2 separate regions of the Mus musculus genome follow, and region 2 is linked to region 1. The links are chromatin contacts, found by Hi-C in ENCODE. All regions are on one chromosome and are shown on one strand. The core of a region is the stretch at or near the end of the contact, and the rest is flanking DNA. Distances in the headings are between cores, read along the strand shown. Region 1 holds the start of Thsd1 (thrombospondin, type I, domain 1). Region 2 overlaps Thsd1 (thrombospondin, type I, domain 1).

Region 1 (6,823 bases), core at 1,504-4,003:
GAGGAAAAGTCAGATTGCTCACACGTAAGATCCTGATTTCACAAGCTGTTATTATCAGGTGAAAATTGGGTCATCTATGTTCTCCCTTGTGTCCTGATGTGAAATCGTTATGATTTCCAGATCATTGCTTATTAAAGTAAAGAACATTTGTATACAGGTGGTTATTAAGAGTATACATTTTATAGTTGCACAGGTCACTAGAATATTCGCTGACTCACAAAGAGTTCAGTGAGTAGGGGAACTTGGCCCTGCACATGCTAGGTTAAGTGCGCTTCCACTGAGCTATCTTCCTAGCCAGCATTCAGTGTATGGTGAAAGCCAGTTTGAGTTCAGTCCTGAGGTCCTACCACTGTCCTTCCTCTGATGTTACCTTTATTTCAGAAAAGATTTATATCATGTTTGTCTCATAAAGACAGTAATACAGGGTCTTTGTTGGTGTTTCTATTGCCATGACCAAAAGCAGTGTGGGAAGAAAAGGGCTTATTTCAGTACAGTCCATCACTGAGGTAAATCATAGCAGGAATCTGGAGGCAGGAGCTGATGCAAAGCCACGGAGGGTGCTGCTTACTGGCTTGCTCAGTCTGCTGTTTCATAGTACCCAGACCCATCAGCCTAGGGATAGCCCCACCCACAATGGGCCCATCAATCACTAATTAAGGAAATGAGCTATATAGGCTTGCCTATAGTGTGATTTTTATGGAAGCATTTTTTTTTAATTGAGGTTTCAGATGACTCTAGCTTGTGTTAAGATGACATAAAACTAGCCAGGATAGTCAGTTTCTCATGAACTATAATTTAAAATGATGAGACATTTCAATAAGGCTGATACATTTTTTAAAGGATTTTTTATTACATTTTGTTTTTTTAACATTTCAAATGTTATCCCCTTTCCTGGTTTCCCCTCTGAAAACCCCCACCCCTTTCCCCCTCTCCCTGCTCACCAACCCACCCAATCCCGCTTCCTGGCCCTGGCATTCCCCTACACTGGGGTATAGAACCTTCACAGGACCAAAGGCCTCTCCTCCCATTGATAACCGACTAGACCATCCTCTGCTACATATGCGGCTAGAGCCATGAGTCCCAACCATGTGTTTTCTTTGGTTGGTGGTTTAGTCCCAGAGAACTCTGGAGGGTACTGGTTAGTTCATATTGTTCTTCCTATAGGGTTGCAGACCCCTTCCGCTCCTTGGGTACTTTCTCTAGCTCCTTCATTGGGGACCCCGTGCTCCGTCCAATGGATGGTTGTGAGCATCCACCTCTGTATTTGTCAGGCACTGCAGAGCCTCTCAGGAGACAAGGCTGCTATTTTTAAAATGCATGTAAGATTTAAGTCTCACAACCAAAAAGTGACCTTTTTTTGGTGAGAGTGTCCTTGGGAAGGTTAATACAGAGCAAGGTGCCTTTTGTGTTTCACTGACTCCCCACAAAACTTTAACTGCTATATTCCTTTTATTGCAGAGGAAAGCTGGGATTGGGCAACTCAGGGCTACCTGGAATCACCAAGTGCGACCATAAGACTTTACCCGCTGAACTCTACACAGGCGCTTCCATTGAGATTTTTTTAAATTGCATTTTGTTTTTTGTTTTCAAAACCAATAGTCCCAGGAACTATCTGATGTTCATATGGCAGGCACGAATTTGAAAGGGATCCTACCTTGAGCTGATGAATGACAGAGCAGATCGTATTGACGGCAGTGAGAACTTCCTTGGTCACTTGGTTGATTACTCCCTAGAAAAACTTGACCTTTGATGGCATCTAAGTGACTGCGCTGTCTTTTAAGATCAACTTTCTGCAACTGGCATAATCTCCAAACTTGAGGCGAAATTTACAAGCCAACCATTGGCTCCCCCTCACCAACTTGCTAAGCAAGAGCTCCGCTGCTGCTCTGTATGTAGTGCCTCGCCCACAGTCTGCCTCCAGGAACAGGCTCTCGTTTGTACAGTCCAGGCTGACCAGGTATGTGAAATCCTGTTTCCCCAGTTCCTGAGATTACAGGCACATGCCCCACATCCAGTCTCATGGGTCTGACACATGCACAGTAAATCCACACAACTCGGTCCTAACATGCTTCACTCCTCGAGAGTTTCCTGGTACCTCTTGCTGGGTGCTGGCCATCTAGAGGCTATGCTGATTTCTATTACTAAATTTGTCTGTTAAGTGGTTGTTACACGCAAAAGAAAGCTCACTGCACAGCGCTGGATGGCAAGTGCAGCTGTTAAACCACGTGAAACGTAGCCTCCGGTTCTTTCAGAAAGAAAATACTTGTAGAATAGACTTTTTTAAATGTTTATTTTTAAAATGTTTAATTAACCAAGTTTTGCTCCAGAGGAAGAGAAAGGAAAATGCGCTTTATCTGAAGTATATTCCTTTCAAACTCCAGTGACATTTGGGGGAGCAAGTTTAGAAATTACCCATACCACTTTTTGGCTCTTCTTGTGATCACCCTCCAAAAGAAAATGACATGGGGGAGAAGTGAATGGTTTAAGTGCAAGGCTGCTGGCTCTCTCTTAAAGCACTGGGTCTTTGCAGCGGGAAGTGGACTGTGGGTGTAAATACGTGCTGCACTAGCAGCGACCACACCTCCTAGCAGGGCCTCTGGACCCAGAGTTTCCTGCAGGTTTCCTCTCCACAGGGCAAGCTAGGGGCGGGCAGGAAAGGAAGATGCGCTGCCCAGGAGTGGGAGCGGGGCGGACCTCTTGCGCTTGACCCCCGCCCTCTGAGAGCCCGCCTCGGGGCGTGGTCCCGGCAGCCTGGGAGCGTGCCGGAGCTCTGGACCCGGGCGGGCGTGCAGCTGCGGGACGGGAGATGCTCGGTCAGTCACCCTGTGGCCGCTGAGGCTCCCCTCTCACTTCCGCCGTGCCAGACAGACCCGACCCGAGGTAAGGATCCGAAGCTCAGGTGGCCCACCACCAGGGCGGGCACCTGGCGCAGGCGTGGCCGAATGACGGGACTCTCAAAGGCAGGAGTTCAGATTGGAACCTTTGGAAACTCAACGTTGCGACATACGTTTGTGGCTTTCCAAAAGTCTCTTTCTGGGATACTAACAATAAGCAATGACCTCAGTAACAAGTTTTATGCTGACTACCACTGGACTGGGTTTGCACCCGGGAACTTGAAGCACCTCTGGAAAGTGAGTTGGTAGGAGAGCAGGGCTTCACGGGGGACGCACAGCTCACCCCATGGTTGGGATAGAGAAAGCTTGTTCAGAAGCGCAGCTCTGGGATCCAGATTGCCTCCTAACAGACATTATTCCTGGATCTATACACAGAAGCCTTGCTTGTGAAATTACTTTGTTTCTCCTTCTATTCTTTTATTTTCCTCCTTTTATTCTTTAACGATGTCCTGTGGATATAAATTAATTTTCCTTTGTTGTCGGCTATGAATCATTTAGCTGCTTTCTGAAAAGCTTGGCTTTAAGGGGGGGAGGGGGTGATTCTGTTAGCCATTGAGAATATCCACACACACTTTTCTCCACTTTCTCGGCTGGGACTTTTACTGTTTTTCTTAGCTCCAAAGGTTCAAACCCAGGGTCTCTCACATGCTAGGCAAGTCCTCTACCACCCAAGCCCTATACAAAGCATTTCAAACATCTTGAAAATGTTCCCACTTTCCTACTTTCTTAAAATGATTCTCAGCACCAAACATTTTACTCAGCAACTACTCAGGGAATTGGGGACGTGGTGAAAAAAGGTAATAATCAGTAGTGCCCCCTCCCATTTTAGAGGCTTATTATAATCATCATCATAGTGCATGCCCTAATGCTCAGGTAGACTGCGTTCTATAATTCCATCTCTGTCCAGCTCTAAGTACAGATCATCACACAGGTCTGTATTTAACCACCCATCTTCATAAGCAAGAAAATGCAATCACAGAATCAGTGATGAGAAAGAGTTTTAAGAAGAATATTATCTCCGAGAAGCAAGCCATCCAAGAAAGCTGAGTTCACCTTTCCGGAGGCCGCTGCTAGGTGGTGTCCTATTATGTTGTCTAGGCTGGTCTCAGACTCCTAGGCTTAAGCCATCCTCCTGCCTCAGATTTTGGGGGGAGCTACAGATGCTGGGGCCACCATGGGATGCTTCCTCTGAGTCTTTCATCTGAAGTCTTAAAGTCGTGTTCCCCATCCAAATTCAAGGTAATGATTAGATCAAATCCAAGGCGACTTCCACTAAAACAGAATTTCCTTTTTTGATGCGCTGAGGAAAGGAAGGGAGGCCAATCATCTGCATAGTTAAGCTGCAACCCCCACCCCTTCGTTTTCAGGAAGTGCAGAGTTTCCTTTGTTCTCCTAGCTCTTACTGAACAAAAGCTAATAGAGACACACCAGCTTCCTTCCCACTGAGTGGTGGCTTGTTTCAATCTGCCTGCTTAACTCTGTTAATTCTGTCTTCTATCAGAAGGTATGGAGTCTGTGTTTGCAAAGTTATACACGGGTAGAGATGCGCTTCAGTGGTAGAGAGCTTTCGTGGCCCACATGAGGCCACAAAGAAACTGTTATCTATGAATAACAAGGGACAGTAAGCATTAAGAAAGCATATTTTTTGGTTATGCTTAATAGAGCAGTTGGATTACTAGATTCTAGTACAAAGAAACTACCTTTAAGCGACCCAAGGCTTATTCTGTAGTACTCTAGTATTTCTATCCAGGTACAGTATCCCTTCCTACAATTCACCATGAACCTCAGGCCAGTAAGGTCTTCCCTTGCCCACCTACGTGGTCTGGGAAGATTGCTGCATGAATCAACCATCCCCTGATGCATATCAGCACCACTCATTGGAAGGCTGACAGGGGAAGGTAATTTTTATTTGTCTGTTTTCTCCATAGACTACCCAAACAAGAAAAGCAAGGCCAGATAGAGTTCACATAAAGTTGTAATATACTGAGTGTCTATTGTTTTGTTTTGTTTCTCATTTTGTTAAAAATTAAAAACATTTTTTCTTTTATTGAAAATAGATATTTTCCCCTCATACAATGTATCCTGATTACAGTTTCCTCTTCCCTGCTCCTCCCAGTTCCTCCTCCCTACCTCCCCTCCCATCCAGATCTACTACACCCTTTCTGTCTCTCATTAGAAAACAGGCAACTAAGGAATAATAATAAAATAACATGTAAGAAAAACAAATCAACATATAACAAAATAACCAAACAGGAAAAAGAACCAGAGAAAAAGAACAAGAAATGCACAGAGACAAAGAGACACACACATTCACATTCATACTCACAGGGGTCCTAGCAACACTCAAAACCAGAAGAAACACAATATATATGCAAAGGAACTGTAAGGCTAAAAATAAAAAGAGCCGTGACTTAGCATAATGAAACAAAGACCCTCCAAAGATAGCACTGAGTTCATTTTGTGTTGGCCATCTACTGCTGGACATAGGGTCTTACCCTTAAGCGTGGTTAGTTTCCCCAGTGAGACTCCCTTGGAGAAAACTACATTTTCATTTGCAAGTGGCTATCAGTTGGAGATGGCTTCTGAGTTAGGGATGGGGACTATGTCCACTTCTCTCAGCTCTCAGATCCCATTTGATGTAGACTTGTGCAGGACCTGTGGATACATCCTCCATCTCTGTGAGTTCACATGGGTACCAGCCCTGCTGTATCTAGAAGGCCTCAATTCATTGATGTCCCTCAGCCCCTGTCTTTCTAGTCTTTCTGTCTTCTCATTCTCAGTTCCCTGAGCCCTGAGGGGAGGGATTTGATGGAGACATCCCATTTAAGGCTGAGTGTTCCGAGATCTCTCACTCTCTGCATAAAAATAATTTTATCGTACCATGTGTTTTAATCACATTCTCCCCCCCCCCCCAGCTTCTCTGACTTTTCTCTCCAACCAATTTCATGCTCTCTTTTTCTGCCTCTCAAACAAAACAAAACAAAAACAAAAACAAAAATCAAAACAAACAAGCATTAAAAAAAGTGATTAAGAAAATTACCAAAAACAAAACAAAAAGCACACACAACCCACAGAGTTCGTTTTGTATTGACCAGCTACTCATGAGTCAGGGTCAGTCATAGAGTATAGCTGATATACCCAGTGACTCCATCAGAAAAACCTGATTTTCCTTCCCGGCAGGAACTTAGTTGCTAATGGTGTCTTGGTTAGGAGTGAGACTTTGTGTCTACTTTGTCTGGTTTGCACTTATGCAGCTCTTGTGCATGCCTTCATAGTCTCTGTGAGTTCAAATGTGGGCCAGCTCTGTTTGAAAGACACTGTTTCCTTGGAGCCTAGCACCACCTCTGGCTCTTACAATCTTTCCACCTCTTCTCCATAGATCCCTGTGCCTTGAGGGGAGAGATTTTTTTTTTCAAGGGGAGCTCTAACAAAGTTCTATTAAAGGGAAGCTTTCTTGTTTACTTCTCACTAGCCTGTTCTGGCATGCTTCTAATAATATCAGAATCACCTGTGTCAATGATAGCCAGTGTATATACTCTGTAGTATTTTCCACACGCTGTGCCCAATTCAATATTATTGCCACTGTAGTGATGGACACCAGTTTTAGCCAACATGACATAGTATTCTATTTCAGATTTCCTCAAAGCTGGGCAGTTGTTGGCGAGGATAACCAACTTCGCTTTGCCTTGTCTGAGCATCTTCAGAGTCTGTCCATACCCCAGCATGTACTTTCCATTTTTTCATAACAAGCTGGAGCCTAGAGATGATCAACTCCAGAGTCTTTTTCCTCTTCTTTGCAGCCACCATCTTCCTGCCTTATGTGCGAGACAACCCCCAACTAAGATCAGCCACCACAATGGCCAGGGAATGAGAAAGGCTAGGGGAGAGATTTGATGATGACATCCACTTAAGGCTGAGTGCTTCAATGT
Region 2 (6,823 bases), core at 2,739-5,238, 33 kb after region 1:
TGAGGGGCTATGGGAGCGTGGGGCTGAGGAAGGTCTTTCTAAGGTAGAGTGTGCACATGTTTCCATGAGGAGAAAAGAGCAGCACAGGGAAGTCACCCCTTGGGAAAGGGCGGCTTAGAGAGCGTTGGTGGGTGGACCCACTTTTTCCAGGAGCACCCACCCCCTCCCACTGCAGGTGTGAGAAAGAGACCAGCAGAGGTGCAGCAGCTTCTGAGAAGCTCCGTGAGGACCTGAGGTTGGGCATTGCAGAAGAGCAGAGGCGTAGCCATGAGTTGTCTCTAACTTTGCTCAGACATTATGTGCATCAGCTGAGAATTCACACGCCTAGGTCCTTTACTATGAACTCTGAGGAAAACCGAGCAGAGATCTGGAGGCAGGAACTGAAGTGGAGAACACAGAGGAGCGCTGTTACCTGCTTGCTCCCAGGTTCATGTTTAGCTACCTTTCTAATACAGACCAGGGCCACCTGCCCGAGGATGGTATTGCCCGCAGTGGGCTGGGACCTCTTACGTGGACTATTAACCAAGATGATGCCCCTACAGACATGCCCTAAGGATAACTGGATGGAGGCAGTTTCTCCATTGAGGCTTCACCCTCTGAACTATATCGAATTGGCAATCAGATCTTGCAGAGGCCTGAAGTACAATTTCCTGTAGCTCCAACTCCAAGGAATTTGAACGCTCTCCTGGCCTCTGAGGGCACCATCTCTCATGTGCATGCACACATAATCACAGGAACACAGTACATGTATGTGCACATGCATACACACATGCATTCATGTGCACAAGTGCACATGCGCACATACAGACATACAAATAAAAAAGAGCCCGATATTAAAAAAAAACAAAAAACAGACCTATCATGTGTAACAGCTTTTAGCTGAAAGGATTGGGGAGTCACTCTGTGGGGTGATCAGGCTTCTTCGTCTGTGACGAGGAACCCAAATGAGGCTCCCTCTGAAGAGAGATGGAGTGTGAAGAGTCAGTAATCAGGTGTGCTCTGGAGACAGTAGAAAAACACAAGAGAAACGCTGGGAGCGGATGAGGTGACGAAACACGTAAGACTGTAGAGAAAAAGGGACAGGTGACCTAGTGGGCAGCGACAGGCGTGGGTGGGGGGCAGTGAGGTCATGTGACAATCCACATCAGGTTTCCAGGCAATACAGGCTGAGACTCCATGGGGGCTCTGTACCTTCACAAAACACCTTGACTGTGAGACACACGGTAGAGTTCAGATATAAAGGCAACACCTTCATTTGGATGCTGGGAAGGGTCGTGACAGTGGAGAGCAGAAATTCAGGATGCTTCCCTCTCGGGAGGATGGGTTCTGGATGTCAGAATGGGCCGAGTGATGTACTACCCGTCTAATAGTCACAGTGTTCCTCGGCAGTCTTGCTAATTGTGAAAGGTTAGGTACTGTTTACATGAATCTGGTTTTGAGTTTTGTACCTAAAGTTTCCCCACGTGTACGCTTAATTATAGCTAGCCCACGTCCCCAGTCCCCATCCTCATAAGCCGGGAGAGTCTTGGCAGGAACGACTGAGCACAGAGGTCTCTTGGTCGTGGCTTCCCCTGCAGCCTCCTTTCTGTGGTCCCTGTTTTTGCAGGGTTTTCGATTTGCTGCTCATCTTGTTTGCCTTCAGCTCTTAGCATGAATCCAAGTGTTTGGTTCTTTCCCTCCGCTTTTATTGTTCTACCTGGGGCAACTGCTTAGGCCCTAAAACCACACAGAGAAATCAACATAAGAGAATATATTTTGTTTTAACTTTTTTTTTCTTTTTCAAGTTTTCCGGCCACCAGGCCCATCGCCTGTTTCACCCCAGGACCCTGTGAAGTCCAACAACGTGGTGACCGTCACAGGGATCTCCCTGTGCCTGTTCATCATCTTTGCCACGGTGCTCATCACTCTCTGGAGGAGGTTTGGCCGAGCCCCCAAATGCAGCACGCCCGTTCGCCACAACTCCATCCATTCCCCTGGCTTCCGGAAGAACTCCGATGAAGAGAACATCTGCGAGCTGAGTGAGCCTCGCGGAAGCTTCTCGGATGCCGGTGACGGACCTAGGGGAAGCCCAGGGGACACGGGCATCCCATTGACTTACAGGTGCAGTGCATCAGCGCCTCCTGAGGATGAGGCCTCGGGCAGTGAGAGCTTCCAGTCCAACGCTCAGAAGATCATCCCGCCCTTGTTTAGCTACCGCCTTGCCCAGCAGCAGCTGAAGGAGATGAAGAAGAAAGGGCTGACCGAGACCACCAAAGTGTACCACGTATCTCAAAGCCCCCTGACAGACACTGTAGTGGATGCCACGGCCAGCCCTCCCTTAGACCTGGAATGCCCCGAAGAGGCTGCAGCAAGCAAGTTCCGAATCAAATCTCCATTTCTGGACCAGCCTGGGGCAGGTACCGGGGAAAGGCCTCCCTCCAGGCTGGATGGCATCGTGCCTCCTCCTGGCTGTGCGGTCAGTCCCAGCCAGACCCTGATCCGAAAGTCACAGATAAGGTCGACCGGTGGCAGAGATGGCTCATCGGAGAGGTGCCACTCCAGAAGTTCCCTCTTCAGGAGGACTGCTAGTTTTCATGAAACCAAGCAGTCTCGCCCTTTCCGGGAGAGGAGTTTGTCAGCCCTGACTCCCCGCCAGGTCCCCGCCTACAGTTCCAGGATGCGGACCTGGGACCAGATGGAGGATAGATGTCGGCCTCCCAGTCGAAGTACCCACCTGCTTCCAGAGAGACCAGAGCACTTCCAAGGGGCAGGTCGGACCAGCAGTCCTTTGGGTCCACTCTCCAAATCCTACACTGTGGGGCATCCCAGGAGGAAACCGGACCCAGGGGATCGTCAGGCCGGATTGGTGGCAGGAGCTGAGAAAATGGAGCCTCACCGAGCTCACAGGGGACCGTCCCCCAGTCACAGGAGTGCCTCAAGGAAGCAGTCTTCCCCCATTTTCCTCAAAGATAGCTACCAGAAAGTCAGTCAGCTTAGCCCTTCTCACTTCAGAAAAGATAAATGCCAGAGCTTCCCCATCCACCCCGAGTTCGCCTTCTATGACAATACCTCTTTCCGCCTCACCGAGGCTGAGCAGAGAATGCTGGACCTCCCAGGATACTTCGGCTCCAACGAAGAGGACGAAACCACAAGTACACTCAGTGTGGAGAAGTTAGTGATCTAGGCTAGGAAGCAGCAGGGTTCACCCAGGGTCCTTCACCCCTCTGGCAATATCCCCTGCTCACATACTTTCTGTGGGCTGCACTGTACAACCGTGGGAATTAGTTCACCCAGATTATATGTGTGCGCGCGCATGTGGTTTTGATTAATCAGGAAGAAGTGGTTTATGCTGAATTTTCCTCTCTGTTATCCCTTTTCTATTGGCTTGTTACTACTAATAAAATTTAAAGAAGGCAAATTTATGATGCATTTTGAACACGACACTGGATGTTTCCAACTTAGGACTCTGGGATCTTTTCCCAAGAGGGAGGAGTCTCCAAATGGCTGATGTGTATGCAAACCATTATGCGCAGAGCTTGCATCTTGCTTCCTTGTAAAGTAGGAACCAAACACAGGAGCCTAAACATGGGGTTGCTTCTTTTGAAGTGTGTTACCAAGGTACCAAGTGGCATAAAGCCTTTCTGCCCAGTGGCCTAAAGACTAATCAGCATACACGTAAATAGCTACAAGCTCAAGGCGACCTCCAACAACCACACCCATCCTGCCTTTAGATTGATTTCCTTCTTTTAGAGTTTATCAGGATGTCGGGCAGCTGGGGAGGTTTCAGATAGGGGGAAATCACAAATGTAAACACGGGAGTTTCAAAAGTTCATATTTGTTCAACTGTCACTTGTGACTTTTTGTTTTTAAATTAAAATGTGCTTCCTTTGGAACCGTTCTCAGTGATGACTGCCTGCTCTTCAGGAACAGGACGGGTGGATTGTCCAGAGCCCTCTGACAGCTGCTACTCGTGGATGAAAGGAGAGCCAGGCTTGCTACTCTCCAGTTTCTTTATTTATCTCACCAGAAAGCTTTCTTCTTTATCCAAGTTCACAGGCCTGTGGGCCAGCCTTTGACACAGAGGGCACATGATCGCTTGTTCCAGACTTCCCAGAGATTTACCCAGCACCGTCAGTCTGAGACCAAAACAGCTTTGGGGAAGTGGGAATTCATGAGGAACACTATGAGCTGAGAGCCTTCCTGTTAAGTGATGCTCACTGTCTACCCAGGCCAGTGTTCTGGGGCTGTCACTAACAGTGACACCCCCCCCCCACCTCCGAGGGAGAAAAGATGCTTTATCACAGTTTTTAATGCGTGAGTTATAATTTTCAGTAAACAGATTTTCTGTATCGTACCTCCATGTCTCCATGTTCTAGTCCCGGTATCTGCTATAGAATGGAGGCTCAATAAAGACAGTGAGTGGCCAGCTAGTACAATGCCTTTAAACCAGTTGTGGTTGAATTAGAATGATTTTTAATAATACTTTACATTGTAGATCATTATAAAGGAAATGTGTTTATGAGACATTATGAGATTTCAGTTCATACAGGTCTCACAAACATGTTTTTTGTTTTGTTTTATTTTGTTTTGTTTTGTTTTTTGGTGTCACCAATTCGTGTGTTCCCAATCATCCTGCGAACAATCAGTTATGCTTGGCCAGCGTTTTGCTGGCTCCGTGTTTCAGATTATCTTAGTATATGTAACTTCATGGATCTGGGTAAGCTCGACACACTTAGATGTTTATTGTCTGTGTCCCCACCAGTTGTGACTCCCTGCAATGTGTCTGTGTTCACCTTGCTGAAAAGAAGTGTTCTTTCTAAATATAGTTTTTAATCTAAAAATTTAAAATTAGCGTGTATTTCAGAACTTTACACAAGTACTATATTTACATTGTTCCCACCCCTCTCTAATTACTCCCTCTCAAATTCACAACTGTGTATGTGTGACTGTGTGTGTGTGTGTGTGAGAGAGAGAGAGACTGTATGTATGTGATGTATATGTGGGTGTGACTGTGTGTGGGTGTGACTGTGTGTGTATGTGACTGTGTGTGTGTGTGACTGTGTATATATGATTCTGTGTGTGTGACTGTGTATATGTCACTGTGTATATGTGACTGTGTGTGTATGTGAATGTGTGTATGTGACTCTGTGTGTGAGACTGTGTGTAACTGCATGTGTGTGTGACTGTGTGTATGTGACTCTGTGGGGTGTGTGACTGTATGTATGTGACTGTCTATGTGTGTGTGGCAGTGTGTATGTGACTATGTGTGTATGTGACTGTGTGTGTGTGTGACTCTGTGTGTGTGACTCTGTATGTGTGAATGTGTGTATGTGACTCTGTGTGTGTGTGAGATTGTGTGTATGTGACTGTGTATGTTACTCTCTGTGTGACTGTGTATATGTGACTCTGTGTGTGTGGCTGTATGTATGTGACTATATGTGTGTGACTGTGTGTTTGTGACTGTATGTGTATGTATGAATGTGTATATGTGACTCTGTGTGTATGACTGTGTGTATATGGCTGTATGTGTGTGTGTGGCTGTATATGTGACTGTGTATGTGACTGTATGTGTATGTATGAATGTGTATATGTGACTCTGTGTGTATGACTGTGTGTATATGGCTGTATGTGTGTGTGTGACTGTATATGTGACTGTGTGTATGTGACTGTGTGTGTGACTGTGTGTATGTGACTGTATGTGTATGTGTGAATGTGTGTATGTGACTGCATGTGTGTGTGTGACTGTGTGTATGTGACTGTGTGTGTGTGAGACTGTGTGTATATGACTCAGTGTGTGAGTGTGAGACTGCATGTATGTGACTGTGTGTATGTGACTATGTGTGTGTTTGTGTGTGTGTGTGTGTGTGTGTGTGCGACTGGCCACTTGAGATTGAATTGAAACCTACCCCCAGGAGAAAAGCCCTCCCCCCTCAGCTGCTATCAGTTGCCTGGAGCTCTTTCTCTAGAGTTGGGACCTTGTGCAATTCCCCCGTGTCCTCTTGGCATGTTGTCTAGTGTTATTGCAACACAGGCCTTTTTGGCCAACTGTATTGTTGAGATGTCATGGTTTCGACTTCTTATTGGATTTTGGCACTCACCTCTCCTTACCCAGGACTCTCCCAGGCTGGCCCTTCCTTCCACCCAGCCACCACCCACAAGGTAGAAGATTCTTAAGCATGGGATTTTCAGCTCTTTGACTGTGATCCTTCTAGAAATCTTTGAACTGGTAATCCAACTGCAGACCCCTAACCATCTTTTTGCTCTCCCGAAACAGTTCTATATATGGTATAGCACCGACACGCAGCTGCCCCCCAAAGCTGGAAACTTGGAAGAGTCACTTTGGACTTGGTTTTGCCATGTCTGTGCGGCTAGTAACCATCAGACTGTGCTGATATGCTCTCTGCTTTCTCTGATCCAGGTGTACAGCATATCACCCTTTTTCTTTATTAAATGCTATTTGAGAATGTTGTACACGAGTTTTGATCCTATTCCTATTCCCTGCTCCACCTCTTCCCAGAGCCATTCCCCTTTCCCTTCCCATCCAGTCTTGTGTCTTTCCCCCATCAAGGCAAGTTGCCCAAATATACTTTAGTGTATGGACTTCCACTGCCATGTGATGGCCCCGTCATGGGTTCAGCATTTAGAGAAAACTGACCATTCCTTCTGGGAAGCTAGAAATTGCTAACAATAGCTCTTCAGCTAGGGGTGAAACCTCATATCCAACTCTCTTCTTCATGCTGGAGTTTGGTCTGGCTTTTTGTGTATTCTGTCGCCACTACTTTGAGTGCACATGTATAGCTACCGTGCTGTGTCTAGAAGACAGTTTCCTTGGAGACAGCTGCTG

The links. Hi-C counts contacts between places; a loop is a spot of excess contacts on that map.
Region 2: a map of heart shows a loop between it and region 1 (4-fold over the local background). The contact joins the enhancer-like site here to the promoter of Thsd1 in region 1. A Hi-C loop is called at or near these places in 14 of 37 maps with a recorded cell type or tissue (adrenal gland, gastrocnemius, heart and 2 more).

What each region holds. Positions count from the first base shown.
Region 1 is chr8:22,224,550-22,231,372 of GRCm38, forward strand. It overlaps Thsd1 (thrombospondin, type I, domain 1), which reads left to right and starts at 2,754. Exons shown (of 5, transcript NM_019576.2): 1 at 2,754-2,880. It also overlaps the pseudogene Rpl30-ps2.
Region 2 is chr8:22,256,508-22,263,330 of GRCm38, forward strand. Thsd1 (thrombospondin, type I, domain 1) reads left to right here. Exons shown (of 5, transcript NM_019576.2): 5 at 1,785-4,827. The coding sequence ends at 3,163. Among named protein-coding and RNA genes, the nearest start is that of Tpte, 24 kb to the right of the region's middle. Within about 2 kb of position 3,989, at least 1 of the 3 ENCODE cell types and tissues checked has a DNase peak (open chromatin) inside an H3K27ac peak, as active enhancers do; it is heart, where a contact is called at or near this core.